Linked DNA regions of Mus musculus: region 1 is linked to region 2. The links are chromatin loops, found by intact Hi-C in ENCODE. Cell type or tissue: left cerebral cortex. All regions are shown on one strand. Each heading gives the region's core, and the rest is flanking DNA. Links, peaks and the distances in the headings are about the cores only. Region 1 holds the start of Aplf (aprataxin and PNKP like factor). Region 2 holds the start of Efcc1 (EF hand and coiled-coil domain containing 1).

What was found. Peaks named below come from ENCODE experiments on the same cell type or tissue, not always from the same donor. Only the 100,000 strongest peaks of a DNase experiment are listed, where the experiment ranks them.
Region 1: a loop joins it to region 2, with 2.9 times the contacts of the local background. A loop is called at or near these places in 1 of 42 quality-filtered maps.

What each region holds. Positions count from the first base shown.
Region 1 is chr6:87,669,615-87,674,986 of GRCm38, forward strand. Aplf (aprataxin and PNKP like factor) reads right to left here and starts at 2,547. Exons shown (of 10, transcript NM_001372332.1): 1 at 2,246-2,547. The coding sequence starts at 2,341. It also overlaps E230015B07Rik. In left cerebral cortex, for the core only: a CTCF peak has its summit at 740 (motif pointing left); DNase peaks (open chromatin) are centred at 732 and 2,628; H3K4me3 peaks cover 1,468 bases; H3K27ac peaks cover 827 bases.
Region 2 is chr6:87,727,711-87,733,082 of GRCm38, forward strand. Efcc1 (EF hand and coiled-coil domain containing 1) reads left to right here and starts at 3,159. Exons shown (of 8, transcript NM_001159697.1): 1 at 3,159-3,830; 2 at 4,964-5,226. The coding sequence starts at 3,183. In left cerebral cortex, for the core only: a CTCF peak has its summit at 3,043; DNase peaks (open chromatin) are centred at 2,503, 3,030, 3,460, 3,676 and 2 more places; H3K4me3 peaks cover 2,020 bases; H3K27ac peaks cover 1,253 bases.

The DNA.
Region 1 (5,372 bases), core at 111-5,110, 58 kb before region 2:
CCCGACTGCTCTTCCGAAGGTCCAGAGTTCAAATCCCAGCAACCACATGGTGGCTCACAACCATCTGTAACAAGATCTGACGCCCTCTTCTGGAGTGTCTGAAGACAGCTACAGTTGTACTTACATATAATAAATAAATAAAACTTTAAAAAAAAAAAAAAAAACAGCTGAGAGACTCCTTCATGTTCTGTGATGTGTGCCTGACTGGGCCACAGTCAGCAGCAGTTACTAAGAACTGCCTTTATCATGTGCATCACCACATGCTGAGCTACATACTGAGACTCGCCAAATGCTACTGTGGCTACTGTTCATTCTACATATATGGGTCCTGAAAGCCCAGCGGATGTAGGTAACTTGGGTGGTCCCTCTCAGAATACCCAGTGTTCAAGATCCTTGCTCTAACTAATAAGCACAGGTGGTTTATGTGAGAAAACAGTCACATGACTAGACCCATGTAATTCAGAAGCAATCAAAGACATGCAAATCATGGCAGCTCAGAGTAAGCCGGTCCTATTCACATTTTGAGCATCAAGGCCTCATTGGTACCTCACTAACCATCAGAGGAATGCCAGGATAAAGTCATGAGATAGCAAGATGGTTCCTCTAATGGTCCTTCTTAGGCTTCTTTCCTTTTATACACTAACTATAAGCAATAATAGATCTTTTATATCTATCTTTTAAGTGTGCCTAACACTAGGAGGAAAGGGGTATTATGAATAATACAAAAGCATAGTGCGACCTCTGGTGGACACATCGTTTATTTCATTACTAACATCGGGTCTTGACTACCACCACCCTACACTCCCCCCAAAAAACGTGGTTTTGTTAGGAACATACATGCTTGTAACCCCAGCTCTTGGAAGTGAGGCAGGAAAACTGCAAGTTCAAGGGGTGCTCAGGCTATGTTGTGAGACCCTCTCTTTAAAGGCAACTATATTTAAGATAACCTAAATTCTAACATATCAACACACCCTCCAAGAATCAACAGCTAGAGCAAAACATATCAAAATCTAAAGCACAACCCGGAAACGGAAACTACAAAACTACCATGCTCATAAAAACATAAACACCAATCCAACAATCTATGTTGGAGCACAAAACTCTTATGATAATGGGGAAAAACAAAGAGAAAAGAAACCAAGAAACAGGGCAGTAAGAACACAGAAAATACCACTCAGGTGGAAAATAATGGCAGAGATTTTTAAAAACAATTTTTTGTGAATTTTTAAAATTTTATTTTTTACTATATATGTATACCTGTATGTTAGGATATGCATGTGTGTACATTGCCCAGAGAGGCAGAATTACAAGCATTTGTGAATTGCCTGACATAAGTGCTGGGAAGCCAGTCCTCTGTAATAAATTCCAGGCTCTTAATGGCTAGCCCATCTCTCCCTTGTGATATTTCAACTCGACCGCCAGGTTCTCTAGAGTGGCCTTTGTAAATGATAGGTCTTGTGGCAATGCTAAATGGTTTAATACCACCAAATATAATTTCATAGTGCAAACTGCAAACGGTTTGGTTCCTACTCCTCCCAAAGAGGGTAAAGAATATATAGCATAGTGGCCATTTGTACATGTATCACCTTTAAATGACCAGTTTATACTCCAACTTTCTCATTTGAACAAGGCTAATAAAAAGCACCTAACTCAAAAAGTTTTGGAAGTAGTAAATTAAAGTCATCTCTTTAGAACAATGACTGGTTCACTACCCAGACAACTTAAAGACAGCTACTGATACTACCAAAAGGGATACTGCTATTATTGGTAAGGCCCACCAGCCCAGCAGAGAAGGCAAGGAGATAAAAGAAGTTAGCTTAAGGGAGGTGATTAACCTTCCCTGTTATGGCTCATACAGTACCGTAAATATTGTAAGCTTTGTAGGTCAACATGCAACACATTAACCTTTAGAGTACTATACGTCTTTAAATACTAGCAGCGGTTTTGTTTAGTTGGTCTGTTTACATTTTACATCTTACAACCCGAACTTAGCTCAACTTGGATTTGGCCCTCGTTTGCCAGCTGGATAGGCTAATGATGTTAACTCGGTCCATACTCGAACCATACAGGCACCAAAAAGAAATGTCTGGGACTTGACTAACGTTGTTTGAAAACCTACTGCCCCAAACCTATAAAATCTTGACAAGCAGAGCCAAGACGCGGAGTTCCCAAGCTCAGGAGACAAGAGACAGCCTCGGCTGAGCAAGCTCTGGCTGCCCACGCCCACACTACCTCCCACACTTACTCCCAGCAGCGGCCCGCGGCCTATCACAGTCTGCCCCGGCCCCACGGGCACGCGGGGACCGCCGTCCAGAGGCTGCAGAAAGAAGTCCGAAGGCATGGCGGTAAGAGAAGGTTCCTTCGCCAGGAGATACCTCGTAGCCACCTCCCTCAGGCACGCTGGGCATGGCCCGAAGGGGTGTGAAACCCGAGGCTCCTTTCCTGGTGAGTGTGCTTCTTCCCTTTCCGGAATCCCCACTCCTTGAGAGCCTGTGATTCGTGCAGGGAATACCTGTCAACAGACCGCCAAACTACAGCTTAAAAACTGGAACGCACACCCACAATCTTCCAGCACTTCCTCTCACAGGACTCATGGAACGCTGGGTCTTGTAGTTCCTGACACCTCCCTTCGGCTCCTTTCCGGAGTACAGACTGCATGGAAAAACTACCAATCCCAGAAGGCAATACGCGCATCTCTGCGCCTAGGTTGATTCGTGCTTGGGCAGGGGTGGGGCTAGAGTAGTGCTGACGTCAAGGCCTTAGGAGAGGGTTGGCCTGAGTTTTTAAATGAACCACAGTGCTGGCCCGTGGCCCTGTGACTTCAACAGGGGGATGTTCTTTTCCCAATGGAGTATGATGTGTGTATCTGCTTCTTCCCCTTCTCTTCCATAAGGAGACAGCTTCGGCTAGAATAAGGCCTCCGTGGCAGGACTGTCTTCCCTACTCCAAGAAGTATGTCTGGACTTAGATTTTTAGGGTTCAGCCTCAAGAGGGTCATTAACTTTCCTGTGCAGGCGCCCCATACTCATTTGGGGATGGATCTGCAGCCAGTGGAGCTTCTATTTTCAAAGGCCTGGCTCAGACACTTGGCCCACGGGGCCGGAGAATCTTCCTTCTCTATAAAAGAGGCATATTCTCTGGCTGGGATCTGTAGCAGGCCTGTCTTTCTCTTTGGTGGAGGCCTGGACTGGGGGAAGCAAACCTAGGGTCCGAGGGTGGGGGGCAAACCTACAGGGACGGGATGGAGGGGAAAGGTGGTCTTTTCTATGGAGAAGCCAGTTGCTAAGCTCAGGGCTCCCAGCTAGAGGGAACTTTCTCTTTGGAGGAAGCCTGGCCCAGAGTTTGGCACTGCTCTCTTAAGATCTTTTCCTTTCTTGTGGCTGAGGACAGCCTCAGCTAGGCCTGTGTCTGGAGGGCTTTCTCTTCCATATTAAAGCCTGTACTACAGGACTCTGCAGAAGGTCATGGAGTTGGAGTCTTATCCCCTAATGCCTCCAGGAGGCACAAGGTCTTCTCTTCCCCAAGAGGCCACCTTGTCACAAGCCTAGGGGAAATGGAGTTATTCTAAAGAGTCACTGTGACCCTCATTTTGGCTCTCAGAACAGTGGGCCTTAAGAGACTGGAATTTTCCTTAGTAATCTCATGCTGGATTAAAAAGTCAAAAGGCAGACCCATCAAGACGAGAGACTTTCCCCCGGAGAGATTTCACAGTCCCGTCAATTTGTCAGAATGCCTTGCTGAAGCACTAGAACCTCAGCAGTAATGGGCAGGGCCACACCTTGCAACTGGAGATGGCTCAGATATTCAAATGCTGGCCCCCTACTTAAACCTTAGCCTTACTTTAGGAGGCTGAAGATGAACTTGGGGACCTTGGAGCTCTTTGTCCCTCTTCCTAATCAAAACTCCAATGAAATCTATACAGAACCAGAAAACCAAAATTAACTTGGGGGGCAGAAGGGAAGTCAGGCCAAGAACTCCAGGCAGGAACATGGAGGCAGGAACCGATGCAGAGGCTGTGAAAGATGTTGCTTTCTGGCTTATTCCTCAAGGCTTGCTAAATCTGCTTTCTTATGCAACCAATGACCAGTTGCCCAGGGGTGACGCCAATCCCACAGCAATCAGTAATCAAGAAAGTAGCCCGAAGACCTGCCTATTGTCTCCATTGAAATTCCCTCTTCCTCGATGACCCTGGCTTGTGTTACACTGACAAAAAGTCTAACTAGGACACTAACCCTAATCCCTCATTCTTATCCTAGGTCCTGTCCATGACTCAGATCCTAACCCTTAACCTTTCCCATAACCACAGCGGGCAGTTGGTGAGTGGCAGACTGCATATAGTGGTTAGCACTAGGTCCATATGGAATAAGAAACTTTTTCCATGTTTGTCAGTCTGTCCTGCTTGTGGACTGGCTCATTTAGTAGAACAGAGTAAGAACAGAGATTCAAAAGCTGGGTGGGGCAGTTAGGAAAGCAAGCAGCCTGGAGAAGAGCTCTGCTGACACAGGACTTCTGGAAGCCATAGGTGGTTCTGAGCATGAAAGACCTGGGCACTTCTGTTGGAGGCAGGTACTGGAAACCAGGTAGACTCATTGAGCAGTGGTCATGGAGTCTGTAGCAGTCAATGAGAGGGTTGAGCTGCCCAGCTAGTCTAGAATGATAGATAACCCTGTGCTCTAGGTTTGTCCCAAGACTATTTCCCCAGCAGAAAGCCTCACTGGCTACACACATACACACACCATATATTCCATATGGCTGGTTGCTGCTCTCTGATAATCTGAGGGAACCGTGCTATCCAGAAGGAGCCTACATGCCCAAGATAGGCGAACACAAGAGCTCCATGCTGCCAGTCCTTCACTCACAACACTGTGAGCGTCCTGCAGAGAGCTGAAAGGAGGCATAGGGAACAAAGAAATCATTGCCTGGAGGCTTCAAGGCTTACTAAGCTGGATCATAGACTTGGGGGGAGAGGCAATCTTGGTGTTTGTGCACCTCAATTTGGGGTGAGTAGGCACAGCACATGAGCCCCTCACATTTGCATTCCCTTCTCGTATTTCTATTACAGCGGGATACAACTAGCCTCTAGACTTCTCCAGGGATGTTGGATGAGCACTTCAATGCCCGATTCCATCTCTGCCCTGTCTACCTGGAAACCCTACTTGGCTGTGTCAAGTGGGTCAATTAGGATATGGTTGGAAGAGTAATTGTTGTCTGTCGTGTTAGGACAGTGTGAGCAAGCTAGAAGTGAACATGTATTAATTTGGTCAAACTGTTAAGATGCTCTTGGAAGATAATTTTGGAAGATAAAAACACCCTGCTGGCCTGGGATGCAGCATCCACCATCCCAGCAGCCACATGATTCTTTTGTGCCTACT
Region 2 (5,372 bases), core at 298-5,297:
GCTATGAAGAGACACCATGACATTTAATTTAGGATGGCTTACAATTTCAGAGGTTTAGTCCGTGATCATCATGGCGAGAAACATGGCAGTGTGCTGGCAGACATGGTGCTGGAGAAAGAGCTGAGAGTTCTACATCTTAATCCAAAGGCAGCAGAAAAATACTGTGAGCCACACTGGGCATAGCGTAAGTGTACAAGGCCATATCTACTCCAAGGTCACACCTCCTAATAGTGCTACTTCTTATGGACCTAAAGGGCCACTGTATTCAAATGACCACATCACCTATGAAGTGTATGTCATTTTAACCACCATGTATGCCTGTATGTCACCAAAAGCCCCAAAGCAAACTGTGAGCCAAAATAAATCTCTCTCTTCCTATGAAGCTAGTCCCCTGAAGTACCTGTTACCGTGATGGTACCAGCTGACTGGTACAGGCCTGAAGAAAGAGGTTGGTGCCAGGCACTGCAGTGAAGAAAATGCAGGTTGGGCATCTCTGAATCACTCAACACCCTGGAGAACACATGGAGTGCGCTGTCAGAGTCAGTGAAAGCAGAGGCCTCTATGGGGAAGTCAGGGGCCATTCCTCAAGAAGACATCTAACTACCACAGGATGCATCTGTCTTAGGCTGCTTCCTATTGCTGTGGTACCGAAAGCAATGGGGAAGAATGGGTCTATTTACCTTACAGACCACACTACAGCACTGAAGGAGGGACTGAAGCAGAGGCCACAGAGAAACCATGCTCACTGACTGCATGGCTTGCTCAGTCTGCTTTCTTTTTTTTTTTTTTTTTTCTTTTGTTTTTAGAGAAAGGGTTTCTCTGTGTAGCCCTGGCTGTCCTGGAACTCACTCTGTAGACCAGGCTGGCCTTGAACTCAGAAATCCACCTGCCTCTGCCTCCTGAGTGCTGGGATTAAAGGCATGTGCCACCACCACGCCCGGCTATCAGTCTGATTTCTTATATAATACAGGATTATCTGCGCCAGGGTGACTCCACAAACAGTGGGATGGGCCCTCATCCCATACCAATCTTTAAAGGAGAGAGAGAGAGAGAGCGCGTGCATAAGGTGTCACTTCAGTAGCTTACTTGTGCTTTGCCAAGTAAGGAAGTATTGAATTTGCTGCCTTTGGATTTCCATCAGTGCAGCAAAGGCTGTGATGTTAGGTAATGTGAGCATGGTGGTCCTTTCCTGCTCGGGGTTACAACCTAAAGCTCATGAGTAGCTTGGCTAGAAATGCCTTTGGTGTCAAAAGTACTTTGAAAAAGTAATGTCAATTTTATATTCTATTCAATATTATCAGCACCTGTTTTAATATAAAAAGTGTTTTACACTACCTACATTTTTCTCCCCCCCCCCAAAAAAATCAAATAAAGATGATCTAGGAATACAAAAAAAAAAATGCAAGCAAACACGCAAATAACAATTACACAGGAGACCACCTTAAATTCCCCCTTTTAATCTTATGTGTATAGGTGTTTTGCTTCTATTTATCTATGTGTCATGTGCATGCAGATGAGGGCATTGGATTCTCTGGGACTGAAGTTACAGATGGTTGTGAGCCACCTTGAGGGGACAAGAATTGGACCCAGGTCCTCTGGAAGAGCAGCCAGTGCTCTTAACCACTGAGCCATCTCTGCAGCCCCAGAAGGTCACCTTCTATTAGATTCCAGTCATATGAATATCTAGAATAAGCAGATTATGGATTCATAAAGTAGTCGCTTCCCTTAGCAGAAGGACAAGTTAGAGACTGAGCAGTATTGGGGTGCACATGGTGAGGGCAGGGTGGGGATGGAGGGAGTAGAAATATTGAAGTACTAGACTGTAGTTGTGGTCAGATAACTGTAACATACTAAAAACTGTTGATCTGTACATCTTACAGTGCAATCTCCCATTTCAGCAAAAGAGCCAGTGCACCGATAGCAAAGGGTTCACCATCACCAGAAACAGCAACCAGATGTTCTGTGGCTGCCATTCCTTATGTGCATCCTTGTAGAAAGCATCCAGTAATGTTCTGTGCAGTGTTGTTATTATCACATACCATTCATTAGTCATAACAGTCACAATAACTGCTGTAGCGTGTTTCCTCGTTTATCCCTGTTCCACGATTTGTCCTGCCTGGGCCCCTGCTGAATATCAGCTTCTAGCCATTATAATCAATAATGTGGTCAATGAACATGCTGTGCATGTGGTTTTCCAAGGTAGAAGCCAAGGTATGGTATTGTACATTATTCCGTTAAATTGCCATTGGTTTTATAATTAACATATATATGTACACATGTATATCCAAAATGCTTGGGATGTCTGATTCCTTCCCGAAGTGTGTGGAACAAAGGACAAAGTGCTGGTCGGGGGTGCTATAATGGAGGAAACAAAATGATAATGCTTTTCAACTGGGATTTGTACACAAAACAAGATCTGCTTATCTAATAGTCAAGGGCCGCTGAGTTTGCTCTTCGCTCCAATATGGCTGGGTAAGGTTCCCATGGCAAGCGCCAGACGGAGTCAATACTACATTTCTGTGAAAGAGAGAAGAAAAGCCAGTTAGCTCTCAAGAGCAAGCAGGTCTGCCCAGCATCTTCCAGAATCAAGTTCTAGGGCACCAAAGAAAATAGTGGCCAAACAACTGTTTACCTCATCCCAGCCAGCGGAAGGAGCTCAGGCCAAGCAACCACCTGGAGCCCAAAGGTGGCCGCGGTAGACAACCACTTTCCTCTCACCAAAACTCTAACTTCATCCACGTCCAAGTTTGTTTCCTCCTCGGTTCTAGTTACGAGGAGGGAGGGAGAGCTTAGGAAGCAGTCTGGAGAAGAGGCAGAGAACGGCCGGCCGAGGGCTGGGAATTGCAGAACACAACAGCAGGCGCAGGCGCTCCAGCCTCTGGTGACAATAGCGGAAAGGCCTGGAGAGGGCAAAAGAACTGAGTCAGGAACTGGTTACAGTGATGGGGATGGGGATAGGGATGGGGAGCGATGGGGAGTGCAGGTCAAGGCCATTACTAGAGCGCGTAGCTCCAGCGCCTCCCATCGGGACAAACACAGACGTCCTGCACAGTCCACGCAGCTGCCTGGATACGGTCCCGTGCCTCTCTGGCCTGACCGTGGCCGCCCAGCCCCTCCCTCCGCGGACGCGGGCGGCTGTCTGAAGGCGCCGATCTGCCGAGAGAAACCGCCAGGGTTTGGGCATGGAGAGCTCGGCGGGTGACCCATACCGGCGACCTGCGCGGCGCACTCAGTGGCTGCTGAGTGCCTTGGCTCACCACTACGGGCTGGACCGCGGCGTGGAGAATGAGATCGTGGTGCTGGCTACCGGTCTGGATCAGTATCTGCAGGAGGTTTTCCACCACTTGGACTGCCGGGGAGCGGGCCGCCTACCGCGCGCCGACTTCCGTGCGCTCTGCGCGGTACTGGGGCTGAACGCTGACGGGGAGACGGCCACGGAGGACGCAAACTCCGCGGAGGCGGCCTCCACGAACCCGGCTGCTGGGATGATCGCTGGCGGGGACGCGGACGTCAGGGAAGAGGCGCGCCTGGCTCTGCGAGCCGACCCTCCAGAGCTCACCTTCCGCCAGTTCCACGCGCGCCTCTGCGGCTATTTCAGTAGCCGAGCGGGGCCCCGGCTGCCCCGCGGAGCTCTTAGCGAGCACATCGAGACACAGATCCGCCTCCGCCGCCCGCGCCGCCGCCGCCGGCCTGGCTCACCGAGCCTGCACGGTGGCGCCTATGGCGAGCGGGTGGCACATCTAGAGGAGGAAAACAGTAGCCTACGCGAGCTGGTGGAGGACCTACGGGCTGCGCTGCAGAGCAGTGACGCGCGTTGCCTGGCCCTTCAGGTGCGAGGGATGCCTCGGGTGGAGACAGAGACGCCCCACCGCGGCCCAGCCCCTCCTCAGCTGGTTCTCTCCGTTCCCCATTCCACCCCCTTCATTCCAACTTCCACCCCAATGTATCATTCCTTAAGATCCCAACTTCCTACCCAAGTCCCTTCTAATCCTAGAAGGAACCTGTTTAAGTAGCCAAGTAGTGATGGGTCAGCACACATCCTTCTTCGGGAGGTTTAAGGAAAACAAAGGACTGACTGCCCTTCCCCAAGTCAGCGAAACTTGTTGAATCCCTCACAGCCAGGCCTCTAGCCCAGGTGAGAAAGACAATGATGGCCAGCAATGAGGGCCAGGCTCACTCTGAGCTATTGAGGTGGAGCCATTGAGTGAGCTGGTCTCTGGGATCAGTCAACGAACACTTGAGCCCTCGGTGTTCAGTGTAGCTCAGGTGACCAGCTAAGGGAGAAAAGGGGCCCTTATAGGCGTATAGGAAGAGGACCTGCGTTACATTGGTGTCTCCTGTCTCCTAGTTGCTGCAGAGTACAACTAGGTGTCAAAGTGGCCTTCGTGGTTCATATGTCTGCCAGGAGAGTGTAAGATGGGGCAGAAGGAACCCTGGGAGTGCGTAGAGTAGTGTGTGTGTGTGTGTGTGTGTGTGTGCGCGCGCGTGTGTGTGTGTGTTGCCTGAGACTAGGTCTCTCATTTAAAAGGGTCTCTCCGTCTTTCACGCTCAAGTGCCTACTGGGCACATTGTCCCAGCTTCCTTTATGCTTTGGAACACTGCAGAAAACAAAACAGATCAACCCCGTTTCCAAGGACAGTCCAGAGCACAGATCTCAGAAAGGGCGGAAATTTCAGTCTGCTCTTTAATCTGTGCCTTGAGTCCAGTGAATTAGGAGCAGCGTACACTGGATGCAGGAATTAAGCCTAGAAGGCACGACTTTGGGGGATTACTGTCACCATGCAGAAAAACAGAGGGTGGACTTCCTGTCCCAACTTCCCTCGTGGGGGGTGGGGGTGAGGGGTATTGCATACACTTGCTTTAGCCGCTTGTGCCAGTTGCTCAGTGAGCTAGCTTTGTGGTTGTAAGGGGATGACCCCGTAGACTTCTGCAGTGGTCACTCACTGTGGCTTCCCGCGGACAGGTCGGCCTCTGGAAAAGCCAGTCGGACATCCCAGAAGCGGCGGCGCACGAGCTGCAGCGAGCGCAGGGCGCGCTGGCAGAGGCGGAGGCGCGCGCCCGGCGGCTGCAGCGCGGACAGGTGGAGGTGCGGCTGCGCACCGAGGAGGCTCGGCAGGCGGTGCGACGCAGCTTGCACCGAGTGCGGGAGCTGGAGGCGCTGGCGCGGCGTGTCCCCTGCTTGCAGCGCCAGGTGCAGCGACTGGAGGCAGAGCTTAGAGGTTACAGGTGAGCGGTGAGCGGGGCAGCAACTGGGGGGGGGGGGCGGGGAGCAGATGGGGCGGGGTGCTGTTTCCCAAACCTAGGCGAGCATCCACGCTACGCACTCTAATGTTCATTCCGGTCTTCAGCTATTCGTACATATGATTCTTCCA